2 separate regions of the Homo sapiens genome follow, and region 2 is linked to region 1. A link is an interaction called in ENCODE POLR2A ChIA-PET data of the cell type or tissue named here. Cell type or tissue: OCI-LY7. All regions are shown on one strand. Links, peaks and the distances in the headings refer to the core of each region. The heading gives the core; the rest is flanking DNA.

The links. ChIA-PET counts read pairs that join two places held together with the same protein. Peaks named below come from ENCODE experiments on the same cell type or tissue, not always from the same donor. Only the 100,000 strongest peaks of a DNase experiment are listed, where the experiment ranks them.
Region 2: POLR2A ChIA-PET joins it to region 1 with 5 read pairs; 13 of 35 experiments call an interaction of 5 or more read pairs at or near these places.

Annotation. Positions count from the first base shown.
Region 1 is chr20:37,002,065-37,009,408 of GRCh38, reverse strand. It overlaps RBL1 (RB transcriptional corepressor like 1), which reads left to right. Exons shown (of 22, transcript NM_002895.5): 20 at 1,850-1,998; 21 at 5,543-5,707. Among named protein-coding and RNA genes, the nearest start is that of SAMHD1, 54 kb to the right of the region's middle. In OCI-LY7, for the core only: no CTCF peak of the experiment used is centred there; a DNase peak (open chromatin) is centred at 3,638; H3K4me3 peaks cover 393 bases; H3K27ac peaks cover 1,843 bases.
Region 2 is chr20:37,161,934-37,169,277 of GRCh38, reverse strand. MROH8 (maestro heat like repeat family member 8) reads left to right here. Exons shown (of 25, transcript NM_152503.8): 5 at 1,035-1,157. It also overlaps the pseudogene LOC100419562. Among named protein-coding and RNA genes, the nearest start is that of RPN2, 14 kb to the left of the region's middle. In OCI-LY7, for the core only: no CTCF peak of the experiment used is centred there; no DNase peak of the experiment used is centred there.

The DNA of each region.
Region 1 (7,344 bases), core at 2,621-5,120:
ATGAGAATAACCTAGAAGAGCTGTTAACAAGCCAGTATCCTTTGAAACAGTGTTTCCCAGAATGGTAGTATAAGTGTTTTGGGGGGTCCAGGCGCAGTGGCTCACGCCTGTAATCCCAGCACTTTGGGAGGCCAAGGCGGGCAGATCACCTGAGGTCAGGAGTTCGAGACCAGCCTTTCCAGCTGGCGAAACACCATCTCTACTGAAAATACAAAAATTAGCCAGACGTGGTGGCATGCTTCTGTAATCCCAGCTACCCAGGAGGCTGAGGCAGGAGAGTCGCTGGATCCCAGCGGGCAGAGACTGCAGTGAGCCGAGATTGCACCACTGCACTCCAGGCTGGGTGACAGAGCAAGACTCCGTCTCAAAAAAAAAAAAAGTGTTTTGGGGGAAGAGAGACTATACACAAAAAACTGGGGAAGTATGGAATTAAAGTGAACATGAGAGTTATTTTTTTTCCCCAACTGCAGTACTTCTCAGAGCCTTATACTAACATGAATTTCTGAATTTCCAATATAATATACAGCATTTCCTCAACTTTATTTAACCACATAGCTCCCCTCCCCTCCCACCCTCGTCAAGATCCTTTAGAAATAGCAGAAGTGAAAAAGACATCCAAATTAAGACTGACATCCCCTGGGGCTGTTTGGTTTTTGAACCATGTTTGTGTTTTCTGGTTTTCCTAAGGTGAAGGCATTGCTTCTACCCATGTTCTCAATGTTTGTAGGCCAGTGTATTGAGAATGAGAGCTTTTTTCATATATGTGCTAAATTCTTTTTAATTGGTAGTGGTTTTCTTAGCACATGGTTCTTGTGTATACAAGTAAATGATAGTTTGTAATACCCTGTAATACTCTTCCTTCCCCAAAAAATAGTAGGACAAAGTTCTGCCTGGTTTCACAAGCTATCCCAGAGTTGCACCATTAAGTAGGAAACTATGTTGGGGTAAGCTGTTATTTTACAATTGAGGGTGCTCAGTAAAACCTGAACACTGGTTCCTGATCAGGGTTCCTGTTGTATGTGGTACAATAAGGCTCTTAGAACACCTGTCACCTGCCATGTATTTGCAGAGAAATAAATGTAATTCATTTTGCTTCTTCCTTAACCTCTCAGGATATGCTTTACCTTTTAGAATCTTTCCACCTTTCTCAAAGACACAAGAAGAATATCTGCAGGCCTTTTAGTTGTCTGAAGCTGAGGTTTGCCACTGCCTCCCATACTGTAGAACTTAGCTAAACACCAGCCCAGGGCTGTTACCCCTCTAAGAGCCACTAGTGACAGTGAGCTCAACAGCTATGGTTGTGAAAACATTCTGAAGTGGAATCTAGAGAAAAGAGCACCACCTTCAGTTCATATGTTTGCATTTCTCTAGATTCCAATTTGACTTATAAGTAATACAGATGGATTGCTGAACCTTCTCTGAAAATATTAATTTCTCTACATAAAGATTTGTGGGTTTTTTTTAATATTGTAGAAAGGTCATTTAAATCACCAACTTGTATATTAAAGTATGCTTTGTGGCTGGGCATGGTGGCTCATGCCTGTAATCCCAGCACTTTGAGAGGCTGAGGCTGGTGGATCACTTGAGCCCAGGAGTTGGAAACCATCCTGGGCAACATGGCAAAACCCCGTCTCTACTAAAAATAAAAAATAGCCAGGCATGGTGGCACGTGCCTGTGGTCCCAGCTACTCAGGAGGCTGAGATGGGAGGATCACTTGAATCCAGGAGGTCAGGGCTGCAGTGAGCCAAGATTGCACCACTGCACTCCACCCTGGGTGACAAAGTGAGACCCTGTCTCAAAAAAATAAAAAGTATGCTTTGTATCACAACATTGCATTCTTTTTAACAGACTTAGAAGATGCTACAAAAACACCTGACTGTTCCAGTGGACCAGTGAAAGAGGAAAGAGGTGATCTTATAAAATTTTACAATACAATATATGTAGGAAGAGTGAAGTCATTTGCACTGAAATACGACTTGGCGAATCAGGACCATATGGTATGTTCTATGTTTTACTACTTTATTATTATTTGCTGTCATAGTTGGATTACTATAAGTTTATTTTGCTAGATAAATATGTCCAAGTAAAATTACTAGCAATTAATCAGAGCATGTCCAGTAACTTAATCAGTGATTAAGGCTATGGTACAACAGAGACCAGAGGAAATCATGGGATCTGTTGCCCAGGCTAGAGTGCAGTGGCGAGATCTGGGCTCACTGCAACCCTTGCTTCCAGGCCTCAAGCGATCCTCCCACCCCAGCCTCCCAAATAGCTGGTACGACAGCCACATGCCCCCACGCCTAGCTAATTTTTTTGTATTTTTAGTAGATACGGGGTTTCACCATGTTGGCCAGGCTGGTCTTGAACTCCTGGACTCAAGCAATCTACCCACCTCAGCCTCCTAAAGTGATGGGATCACAGGTGTGAACCACCACGCCTGGCATGAATTTTATCTATACCATGATTATGTTGCTAGAAATTCCGTATACATATGGGTAAGAACTTGATGGGAACATGAATATTAAAACAACTAATTTGTTTTTTTTGTTTTCTTTTTTTTTTTTTTTTTGAGACAGTCTCACCCTGTCACCCAGGCTGGCGTGCAGTGGTGCGATCTCAGCTCAACTGCAACCTCTGCCTCCCGGGCTCAAGTGATTCTCCTGCCTCAGCCTCCCTAGTAGCTAGGATTACAGGAGTGTGTCACCACACCTGGCTAATTTTTTGTATCTTTAGTAGAGACAGGGTTTCACCATGTTGGCCAGGCTGGTCTTGAACTCCTGACCTTGTGATCCGCCCACCTCGGCCTCCCAGAGTGCTGGGATTACAGGCATGAGCCACTGCACCCAGCAAATTTGGTAAATTTTTCTGTTGTTATATTGTGAGATTAATGTTTTTCTCAAGTCAAAGACAAAAGGGGCCAGGTGTGGTGGCTCATGCCTGTAATCTCAGCACTTTGGGAGGCCTAGGCGGGCGGATCACCAGAGGTCAGGAGTTTGAGACCAGCCTGGCCAACATGGTGAAATCCCATCTCTACCAAAAATTAGCTGGGCGTGGTGGCAGGCACCTGTAATCCCAGCTACTCGGGAGGCTGAGGCAGGAGAATCACTTGAACCCAGAAAGCGGAGGTTGCAGTGAGCAGAGATCGCGCCACTGCACTCCAGCCTGGGTGACAAGAGGGAAACTCTGTCTCAAAAAAAAAACAAAAGGAGGTCAGGTGCTGTGGCTCATGCCTGTAATCCCAGCACTTTGGGAAGCTAAGCCTGGAGGATTGCTTGAGCCCAGAAATTTGAGACCAGCCTAGAAACACAGGAAGACCCTGTCTCTTAAAAAAAAAAACTAAAAACTAGCCGTGTAGTGGCTGGTACACACCTTTAGTCCCAACTACTCAGCAAGCTAAGGTAGGTGGATCGCTTGGGCCCAGGAGGTCAAGGCTGCAATGAGCCACAATCGCACCACCACACTCCAGTCTGGGCAACAGAGCAAGACCCTGCCTCAAAAAAAAAAAAAAAAAAAGAAAGAAAAAAAAAAAAGAAAAGAAGGCCCTAGCAGAAGCTGCAGCCGGACAGCCAATAGCTGTTTCTATGTATCTATGTGCCTCTGTAGATTTCTGTTCTTCCTCTTTTCATGGAATATGGTCTATGACTATCCTCAGAGGTCATAACTGTTCATCCTGCTTCAGTTTCACTTCCCCTCTGTCATGTGCTATACTCGGAATATCTCTACCATCTTAATTTATTTCCATTATACAGGATATTAAAAATGAAATCCTTGCTCATCCAACTTATTTATAAATCTTTTCCATTTCCATATGAAGTCTTTCCCATTTCATTAACAGATTTTTTCCACGTTGGAATCATCCTGCTGGCTAATAGAATTCTCTGCCTCTTTTATTCTCTCTGCTACTGCTTTGGTTGTGAGCAGGTATGTGTGTAGAGAGAGCTTGTTACAGCAAGTGTTAGAAGATTGGTTACTCTTTGTCCCTACTTTTTTTTTTTTTTTTTGAGAAGGAGTCTCGCTCTGTTGCCCAGGCTGGAGTGCAAGTGGCACAATCTCAGCTCACTGCAACCTCTGCCTCCTGGGTTCAGGCAATTCTGTAACTCAGCCTCCTGAGTAGCTGGCATTACAGGCGCCTGTCACCACGCCCAGCTGATTTTCGTATTTTTAGTAGAGACAGAGTTTCACCATCTTGGCCAGGCTGGTCTTGAACTCCTGACCTCATGATCCACCCGCCTCAGCCTCCCAAAGTGTTGGGATTACAGGCATGAGCCACCGCGCCCAGCCTGTCCTTACTTTTTAAGCATGAATATGAGGTTCTCATGCTCGTGGCTTAACTCCTGGTGTCTTGTCCAGAATTTTTTTTTTCTTTTGAGACAGAGTCTCACTCTGTCACCCCAGGAGGAGTGCAGTGACATAATCGCAGCTCACTGCAGCCTCTGTCCCCGGGTTCAAACAACTGTCATGCTCAGCCTCCCGAGTGGCAGGGACTATAGGCGCACGCCACCACACCTGGCTAATTTTTATATTTTTAGGAGCTACTCAGGAGGCTGAAGTGGGGTTTCACCATGTTGGCCAGGCTGGTCTCCAATTCCTGGCCTCAAGTGATCCGAGCACCTTGGCCTCCCAAAGTGCTGGGATTATAGGAGTGAGCCACTGCACCCGGCCCCAGAATTCTTTTTTTTTTTTTTTTTTTTTTGAGGCAGAGTCTTGGTCTGTCACCCAGGATGGAGTGCAGTGGCACAATCTGGGCTCACTGCAACACCTCTGCCTCCTGGGTTCAAGCAATTCTAGTGCCTCAGCCTCCCAAATAGCTCGGATTACAGGCATATGCCACCACGCCCAGCTAATTTTTGCATTTTTAGTGGAGACGGAGTTTCACCATGTTGGCCAGGCTGGTCTCAAACTCCTGACCTCAGGTGATCCGCCCATCTCAGCCTCCCAAAGTGCTGGCATTACAGGTGTGAGCCACTGTGCCTGGCCAGAATTCTTAATACTAGTTATAGGACTTCCTGAAAGATCCAGGAAAATAGGCCGGGCATAGTGGCTCACACCTGTAATCCCAGCACTTTGGGAGGCCAAGGTGGGTGGATCACCTGAGGTCAGGAGTTCGAGACCAGCCTGGCCAACATGGTCATCTCTATTAAAAATACAAAATTAACCGGGCGTGGTGGCACATGCCTGTAATCCCAGCACATGCCTGTAATCCCAGCTACTTGGGAGGCTGAGGGAGGAGAATTGCTTGAACCTGGGAGGCAGAGGTTGCAGTGAGCCTAGATTGCGCCATCGCACTCCAGCCTGGGCAACAAGAGCAAGAGATACTCCATCTCAAAAAAAAAAAAAGATTCAGGAAAATAAATTCTAGTTTATCTATTGTTGTTAAAAAAAAAAAAGAAGAAGTAAAGGATCATTTTTTTTCTCAACCATAAATGAGCTTTTTACAGTATAACTGTTTTCTAACTAGAAGATACCATAAGAATAAAAATATGGGATTCAAAAACAAAGAAAAACTTTTATCTAAAAAATCTGACTTTTGGGTTATTTTAGATGGATGCTCCACCACTCTCTCCTTTTCCACATATTAAACAACAGCCAGGCTCACCACGCCGCATTTCCCAGCAGCACTCCATTTATATTTCCCCGCACAAGAATGGGTCAGGCCTTACACCAAGAAGCGCTCTGCTGTACAAGTTCAATGGCAGCCCTTCTAAGGTAAGGTGAATAGGCTAAAAGTTGGATTTCAGATTAACAGTCAGTAACTGTTAATCCTGCCTCTTTTTTTTTTTTTCTTTTTTGGCCAAGTTACTACTATACTAATAAAATATGAAATGTTAACTATGGCATGTCTCCTCTCATCAAGAGCAGTATATTCAGTTTGAGGTAGTTTAATCCATTATTATTGACATGGTATTTGTGGAGTTCACTTTGAAAGTCCAGCATGTTTTCCTGTTCAAGCAAGATCTTGAGAAGGGACCAGTAAGGCAACACCTGCAAGTGGTCAGACCTGGGGGATGTCAAGTTGAAAGAAAGGCATTGGAAGTGAAAGTGCATTTGGTAGATGGCACCCAGGATAGGAAGATGTCTGAAAACACAAGCCTCCTCTTACGTACATAGACAACTCTGTGATCATCTCCATCCTTATCCTTGTTCAGTGGTGAAGATGTGGTATGGACATGATTGCTGTTTTCAGAGACTTCATGGACTATCAAGCAGATATGTTCAGTATGTCTCCAGAAGTCAGAATCAGTATAAACTGGAAGAAATTGTAGTGGGGCAGATTGTAACTCTGTCCAAATACAGTGGCTCCTTCTTATTACTTTCCTATTCAGTTATACAGATAACTACAGAGTTCCTACTATACTTGACAAAGTTGGCTAAGATAATATACCTGACTGGACACAGTGACTCAAGCCTGTAATCCTAGCACTTTGGGAGGCCAAGGCGGGCAGATTGCCTGAGCTCAGGAGTTCAAGACCAGCCTGGGCAACATGGTGAAACCCCGTCTTTACTAAAAATACAAAAAATTAGCCAGGCATGGTGGTGCGCACCTATAATCTCAGCTACTCTGCTGTGGAGGCTGAGGCAGGAGAATCACTTGAACCCGGCAGGCGGAGGTTGCAGTGAGCCGAGATCACCCCTTTGCACTCCAGCCTGGGCGACAGAACGAGACTCTGTCTCAAAAAAAAAAAATGTTGAAAATCATTACTCTAAGGAAGAAGATCTCAAACTGTAGGGAGCTTTAAAATCATTGGGAGGGCTTGTTAAAACAGATTAGGGCCGGGCACGGTGGCTCATGCCTGTAATCCCAGCACTTTGGGAGGCCGAGGCAGGCAGATCACGAGATCAGGAGTTCAAGACCAGCCTGGCCAACATGGTGAAACCCCGTCTCTAAAAATACAAAAATTAGCCGGGCATGGTGGTGGGCACCTGTAATCCCAGCTACTTGGGAGGCTGAGGCAGGAGAATCGCTTGAACCCAGGAGGCAGAGGTTGCAGTGAGCCGAGATCGTGCCATTGCACTCCAGCCTGGGCGACAAGAGCAAGACTTAGTCTCAAAAAAAAAAAAAAAAAAAAAAAACAGATAAGGCTAGGCACGGTGGCTCACACCTGTAATTCTAGCATTTTGGGAGCCCAAGGTGGGGGAACACTTGAGGCCAGGAGTTCAAGACCAGCCTGGCCAACATGGCAAAACCCTGTCTCTACTAAAAAGACAAAAAAATAGCCAGGCATGGTGGCATGTGCCTGTAGTCCCAGCTAGGGAGGCTGAGGCAGGAGAATAGCTTGAGCCCAGGAGGCAGAGCTTGCAGTGAGCCAAGATCATGCCCTGCACTCCAGCCTGGGCAACAGAGA
Region 2 (7,344 bases), core at 2,936-5,435, 160 kb before region 1:
ATCCCAGCACTTTGGGAAGCCAAGGCAGGTGGATCACTTGAGCTCAGGAGTTTGAGACCAGCCTGGGCAACATAATACAAATAATTAGCTGGACGTGGTGGTGCGTGCCTGTGGTCCCAGCTAGTTGGGAGGCTGAGGCGGGAGGATTGCTTGAGCCCAGGAGGTTGAGGTTGCAGTGAGCTGAGATCGTGCCACTGCACTCCAGCCTGGGTGACAGAGCGAGACTCCATGTCAAAAAAATAATAATAATAATAGTAATAATAAAATAAAAAAGAAAAAGAGAATGTTAGTACTGAGAGATTTTATTCTTCCAATCAGAACTTGGATTTTAATAGGAAATTTTAAAAGCAAAATAATGAATTTTTAATGACATTGAAAGAACTAGAAGTAACAGAATCAGAGAGGTCACCTTTAGGAAGCTTTTTTTTTTTTGAGATGGGATCTCACTCTGTCACCCAGGCTGGAGTGCAGCGGCACCATCTCAGCTCACTGCAACCTCCGCTTCCCAGGTTCAAGTGATTCTCGTGCCTCAGCCTCCCAAGTAGCTGGGACTACAGGCACAGGCACGCGCCACCACGCCTGGCTACTTTTTTGTATTTTTAGTAGAGACAGGGTTTCACCATGTTGGCCATGCTGGTCTGGAACTCCTGACCTCAGGTGATCTGTCCACCTCGGCCTCCTAAAGTGCTGGGATTACAGGCATGAGCCACCATGCCCAGCCTAGGAAGCTTAATCAGGCAACACTACACAGGACAGGCAGGTAGAAAAGCAAAGACTAAGAGTGGGGAAAGCCAGGATGGAACATGGAGCTGAGAGGAGAGCCGAGGTCTCAAAGCAAGGCAGGGCCAGCGGACAAGGAATTTCACTGAAATCTTCCGTAATTTACTCATTCTTTGTAATAAAAGACTGATATTGGGTTGAAAGAGATGTCAGATATTTAAAGCATTCCAAGAAACTTTTCAAAAACTCTCCACAGTTATTCAAATAAGATTATGACATATAATTGTATTTTTATCATTTTCCCACAAATTCAGGGTGAACTTGAAAAGCTGAAATTCCTAGGAGATCTGTCTTCTCTCAGCCAAGCTTTACCTTATGATGAAACCGCAAAATCATTCATTCACAGCCACATAGCAGACATTGTGCATACCTTAAATGTAAGTATTATGACCTTATCACAAATGATTGGGATCACACAAATTCAGTGACTTGGCCAAAGCATTTTTTAGTGGCTTCACCTATGTTATCAATTCACTTGAACTCTTCTAGTATCAGTATCTCCACATGGAGGAGAAATACTCATGGCCACCCCACACATGTAATCACCCTTGAAAACCAATTAAAAGAAGAGTAGAAAGGACAGGAACAGCATTTGAATTTCTCAGCAAGGCCAACGCTACATTCTCATGACTCAAGCAGTAGTTCCCAGACAGTCCCCATAATCGTATGCCTAGGTTCAGGGGACAGCCCTGCCTTTTTATAGCTGTGAAACTGTAGGAAATTACTTCACTTCTCAATGCCTCAGTTTCCTCCCCTATAAAACAAGAATAGCTATATCTACTTCACAGAGCTATTGTGACCATTAAATTCAAAATAAATATAAGCCATGTCCATGGTACCTAATACACACGAGCCACTTGAGAAACATGACTATATTATTGTTATCGTATTTTGTTCTATTTGTACTTACTCCAGCCACACTCTGCCACCAACTCATCCATTCATTCCCTCATTAAGTGCCTGACAGTTCCAGGAACTGTCTTGGGAATTTGGGCTACAAAGACAAAGAAGACAAAATCCCTATTTATGCAGCCAAGCAAGGTATAATAAAATGTCACAGGAACTGTGACAAGTTTAAATAGGCATATGGGGGGCTGAGAGTAGAGATTGAGTGGTCAGTTCCATGGCAAAGGATCCAGAAGGGCATTGCAAAGGAGCTGATGCACTCAAGCAAGTACTTCTTGGTGTTTTAGTTTTCTCATCTGTGAAATGTCTCCTTCAGTTTCTCTAAAGCTTTAAAATTCTGATGTTGAAATTTCTTACATACTCCAGAAATATGAGTAGTTCTTTCTCATATCACAGATCTATAAGGCTGATTAGACTGATAGCTTTTATAATTCAAGGCTAACCAGCTAACAGTTTTAAGTAATGGACAGTTACCAAGGATCTTCTATATCCAAACACACTGTGGTGCTTTGATAAAGGTTACGCATTTCCTGGAAACCTTAATCCTTGCCCTTGAAGGGTTTAGGATCCATCTGTAAGTAGCCATATTTCAAAAAGTAAATAGGTTGAGAACTATTCCAAATAATACATTAAGAAGAACAGGATGATATAATACAGGTTTAACAACAAAAAGCGGCGGCTCACATGTGTAATTCCAGCACTCTGGGAGGCCGAGGTGGGCGAATCACTTGCGGTCAGGAGATTGAGATCAGCCTGGCCAACATGGTGAAACCCCGTCTCTACTAAAAATACAAAAAATAGCCGGGCATGGTGGCAGGCGCCTGTAATCACAGCTTCTCCTGAGGCAGGAGAATTGCTTGAACCTGGGAGGTGGAGGTTGCAGTGAGCTGAGATGACACAACTGCACTCCAGCCTGGGCAACAGAGTGAGACTCTGTCTCAAAAAAGAAACAAACAAACAAGCAAATAAAAAAACAGTTTGAGACCAGTTTGGGCAATGTGGTAAAACTCAATCTCTTAAAAAAAAAAAAAAAATTAGCCGGATGTGGTGGTGCATGCCTGTAGTCCCAGCTACTCGGGAGGCTAAGGTGGGAGGATCAGCTGAGTCCAGGAGACAGAGATTGCAGTGAGCCGAGATCAAGCCACTCTATTCCAGCCTGGGTGACAGAGTGACACCCCATCTCAAAACAAAAACAAAAACAAACAGAAAACAAATGCAGCTTTCTACTTGGCTGTACTCCTTGGGAAAGGGGATGTAGGCAACCGCAGGATCATAGGACCCAGCCAGAGTGGCATGTTTCTAGAGCTCTAGTTTCACCAAACTTGGCAACAATGGGTTGCCACATGGTTCAACCAGCCAGTCCATAAAATCCACAAATGCAGGTCTCAACAGCAACAATGTACTGAATTACACACTGAATCTGCATTTGCATCTGTCCACCCAGTAATAAAATGCCCACATCAGATGTCAATCAAAGTATAGGCTGGCAGGGGATTCAGCCTAGAAGAGTTAAAGGTAGCTAGTATCCATGAGAAAATTGCATGGATCACTGCAGCATTGTGTAAGTCTACAAAGTCCCCACAGGCCCACACATGGGGGCTGAAAAAGCACAGCTCCCAGCAACCAAAGGGAGAGGTGCCCAAGAGGAGAAGCATTTCTGCTGAGGAACCGACAAGGAGGAAGAAGCCAGGGTCATTATAGAGAAAGAAAACGTTAAGGCATTTACCAGTGCTTGTGACCCAAACCAGTGCATGGCTCCAAGTATCCAAATTAAAAAAGCCAAGGAAGCCAACAATAGAAAGTGGAAAGAAGGGGGAAAAAATGTTATGGCACTTCACCAAATATTTCTTTTTCTTTTTTTTTTTTTTTTCTGAGATGGAGTCTTATTCTGTCACACAGGCTGGAGTGCAGTGGCACAATCTCAGGTTACTGCAACCTCCGCATCCCGGGTTCAAGTGATTCTCCTGCCTCAGCCTCCCAAGTAGCTGGGATTACAGGCACCTGCCACTGTACCCAGCTAATTTTGTGCGGTTTTATTAGAGACAGGGTTTCACAGTAGAGACCAGCCCAGGCTGGTCTTGAACTCCTGACCTCAGGTGATCTGCCTGCCTCAGCCTATCAAAGTGCTGGGATGACAGGCATGAGTTCACCAAAAATTTCTCAAAATAAGCACATGAAAAGATGCTGATCATTGTGATTAGGGAAAAGCAAACTAAAACAACAGTAAGCTTCAACTATACACCTACTAAAATGGCTAAAATAAAAAAGAAAGGCAATACCAAATATTGGCAAGGATATGGAGCAACTAAAACTCTCATACAGTGTTGCCAGGAATGTGAAATGGCACAACCACTTTGGAAAACAATTTGGCAGTTTCTTAAAAAGTGAAACATGCACTTACCATATGACCCAGCAGTTTCACTCCTAGGTAAAACAAAACATATGTCCACACAATGATGCATGCACAAATGTTTACAGCAGCTCTATATGTAAAAGCCAAACCCTAGAAGAAGCCCAAGTGTTCATTAGCAGGTGAACGGATAAAGAAATTGTGGTATTGTATATCCACATGATGGAATACTACGTGAGAATGAAAAGGAACTATTGAAATATGCTACAACTTGGAACAATCTCAAAATAGTTATGCTGAGTGAAAGAACCCAGATAAAAAAGAGGATATCATGCGTGATTCTATTTACATGAAATTCGAGAAAATGCCAATGAATCTATAGTGACAGCAGAGCAATGGTAACCTAGAGGCAGAGGTTGAGTGAGGAGGAGAAGGAGCGAGGAATCACAAAGTAGCACAAAGAAACTTTTGGAAGTGATAGAAATGTTCATTCTCTTGAGGATGGTGATGGTTTCATGGATATATACATATATCAAAAATCATCAAACTGTATGCTTTAAATATGTACAGTTTATTGTATATTGTAAAAAATATACAATATACAATATAATATAAAAATATACATTATATAATGTTGAGAACTTTAATGAAAAAGAAAAGAGGCTGGGTGTGGTAGCACCTGCCTGTAGTCCCAGCCACTGTCGAGGCTGAGGCAGGAGGAACACTTGAGCCCAGAAGTTGGAGGCTGTAGTGAGCTATGATTGTACTTACGAATAGCTACTGCACTCCAGCCTCAGGAACATAGTGAGACCCCCATCTTTAAAGAAATAGAGAGAGAGGGAGAGGGAGACAGAGAGAGGAAGAGAAGGAGGAGGGAGGGAGGGGAGGGAAGGGAAAGGGAGAAAGAGGAGTGAGGGAAGGAAAGAAGGAAGGAAGGAAGGAAGGGAGGAAGGGAGGGAGGGAGCGAGGGAGGGAAGGGAAGGGGAAGAGAAGGGAAGGAGGGAGAGAGGAGGGAGGCAGGGAAGGAAGGAAGGAGAAAGGAAGGAAGGAGAGAAAGAAAAAAGAAAAAAAGGAAGGAGAGAAAGAAAAAAAGGAAAGAAAAAAAGGAGAGAAAGAAAGAAAGGAAAGAAAAAGAAGAAAGGAAGGAGAGAAAGAAAAAGAAAGGAGAGAGAAAGAAAAAGAAAGGAAAGACAAAGGAAAGAAGAACGAAAGAAAAGAGAAGAGGAGAAATGAAAAGAAAGAAAAAGAGGAAGGAAGGAAAGGGAAGGGAGGCAGGCTGTGGCAACTGGGATATAGAATAAAGTGACAGCAGGATTAGGGTGAAATTAATCCAGGTGGATCTGACCTAATCTTTGAAAGATATGATGGATAGGATTGAGAGAAGAGAGAAAGGACCACTGGGTAAGGACTTCAGATGGTAAGCTGAAGAATGCTACTTGGCTATGCCAAGGCTAGGGTTCTGCATTCTGCAATATGGCAGAGTGGCCAGGAGATGGTTTTTAGTGACTCAACAACAGACATGAGCACCAAGACCTACTGTAATAAAATTTTAATGTAACCAGATTTGCCTCTTAATTCTCCTCTGCCACCATGGGACTCCATCGGAATTCTATATCTGAGGTCCTCCACAAAACCCTCCCCACCTTGGACAAATCACTTAGCTTATCTGAACATCAGTAGCTCTACCAGTAAAATAAAGATATTCACATCTGCTCGGCTTTTGTTAAGACCTTTGAGACAGGCTGGGCACAGTGGCTCATGCCTGTAATCCCAGCATTTTGGGAGGCTGAGGTGGGCAGATCACCTGATGTCAGGAGTTTGAGACCAGCCTTGCCAACATGGTGAAACCCCGTCTCTACTAAAAATACAAAGATTAGCCAGGCATGGTGATAGGCGCCTGTAGTCCCAGCTACTCCGGAGGCTGAGGCAGGAGAATCGCTTGAACTTGGGAGGCAGAGGTTGCAGTGAGCCAAGATCACACCACTGCACTCCAGCCTGGGCGACAGAGCCAGACTCTGTCTCACAAAAAAAAAAAAAAAAAAAAAAAAAAAAAAAAAAAAAAAGACCTTTGAGACAAAACGTCTAATTTTGTTTGGATTAGTTAGGATTCTTCAGGCAAGAAACAAAAATCACCTCTGGCTCACGTAAGTTACCAAAAAAAAAAAAAAAAAAAAAAAGGATGCTGGGATATCTCTCTTAGACTCTAAGGATGAGGTTTAAACAAGCCTCCAGAAAAGTAAGTTTCAGGACAGCTCCAGAGCTCTCAGAGGCAGGGGCTTCGCTACCATCACCATGACTCAACCCTCTAGCAACTCCCGCTTTGTGCCTGTCACTGTAAGATTCCAAATTCTGCAAGAGAAAATCTGATTGGCCCAAACTAGTCTGTTCCCCACCCCTGCATCAATCAGGTTTGCCTGGGGGCAAGATCATATAGTAATGATATGACTTCTGGGTGTCCCACCCTGCGTTTCGGAGGCGTTCCGAGGGAGAAAGGGTGATTGCTGTGATCTGGGCAGTCACCCAGAAAGTTCCTGCTACACACATACTCTACTAACAAAAAATACCCTCTCACTTTTGAATTCCCTGTGGAGGCCAGCATAACTGTGAACAAATAATAAACCTTCAATACCCAACTGATTAAAAAAAGAAAAGATGATTCTGGCAGAAGTGGATCAAGTCAATTGAAGTCAGAGGGGATTGCAAGCCCGGGGCTTCAGCTAAGAGACCCTGCTTTCATCCATATGAAGGCGTATGGCTCCAGGAATGGAGAGTCACAGAAACCGTGCAGAGCAGGGGGTGGCTGATGCTATAACTGATAGGAGGTAGGGCTTGAACAAAAGAAAGAATCATGAATCACCTTTTTAGTGAGCCCTGGGAAAGGGAACAGTTGACAGCTATTAAAGGATAGGAAGCTGTGTTCTTCGCACGGGGACCACAGTGAACTGACTTTAATGCCAAAATTCTGGGGATGTTAGTGGTGTGCCCTGGAGATAACCAGATGCAGATGAGTAGAGCCCTGGGAGAGCTGTCAGGGCTAAAGATAGAGTCTTAGGCTTTGTCCCTTCTGGACTATAAAGCCGCAAGAATAAATGTGCTCCTTGAGAAAATAAGGAAGAAAGCAGCAGCCCACCAGCAAGATCGGAGTCAGACCAAAGCTGGAAAGTAAGAGGAGAAAAACTCAGAAAGGGGCAAGAAAGGGAACCTTGTAGTGTTTAGTGAGCACTTACTGCATCCTAAGTTTTTTTGTTGTTTTTGAGACGGAGTTTTGCTCTTGTTGCCCAGGCTGGAGTGCAATGACACCATCTCGG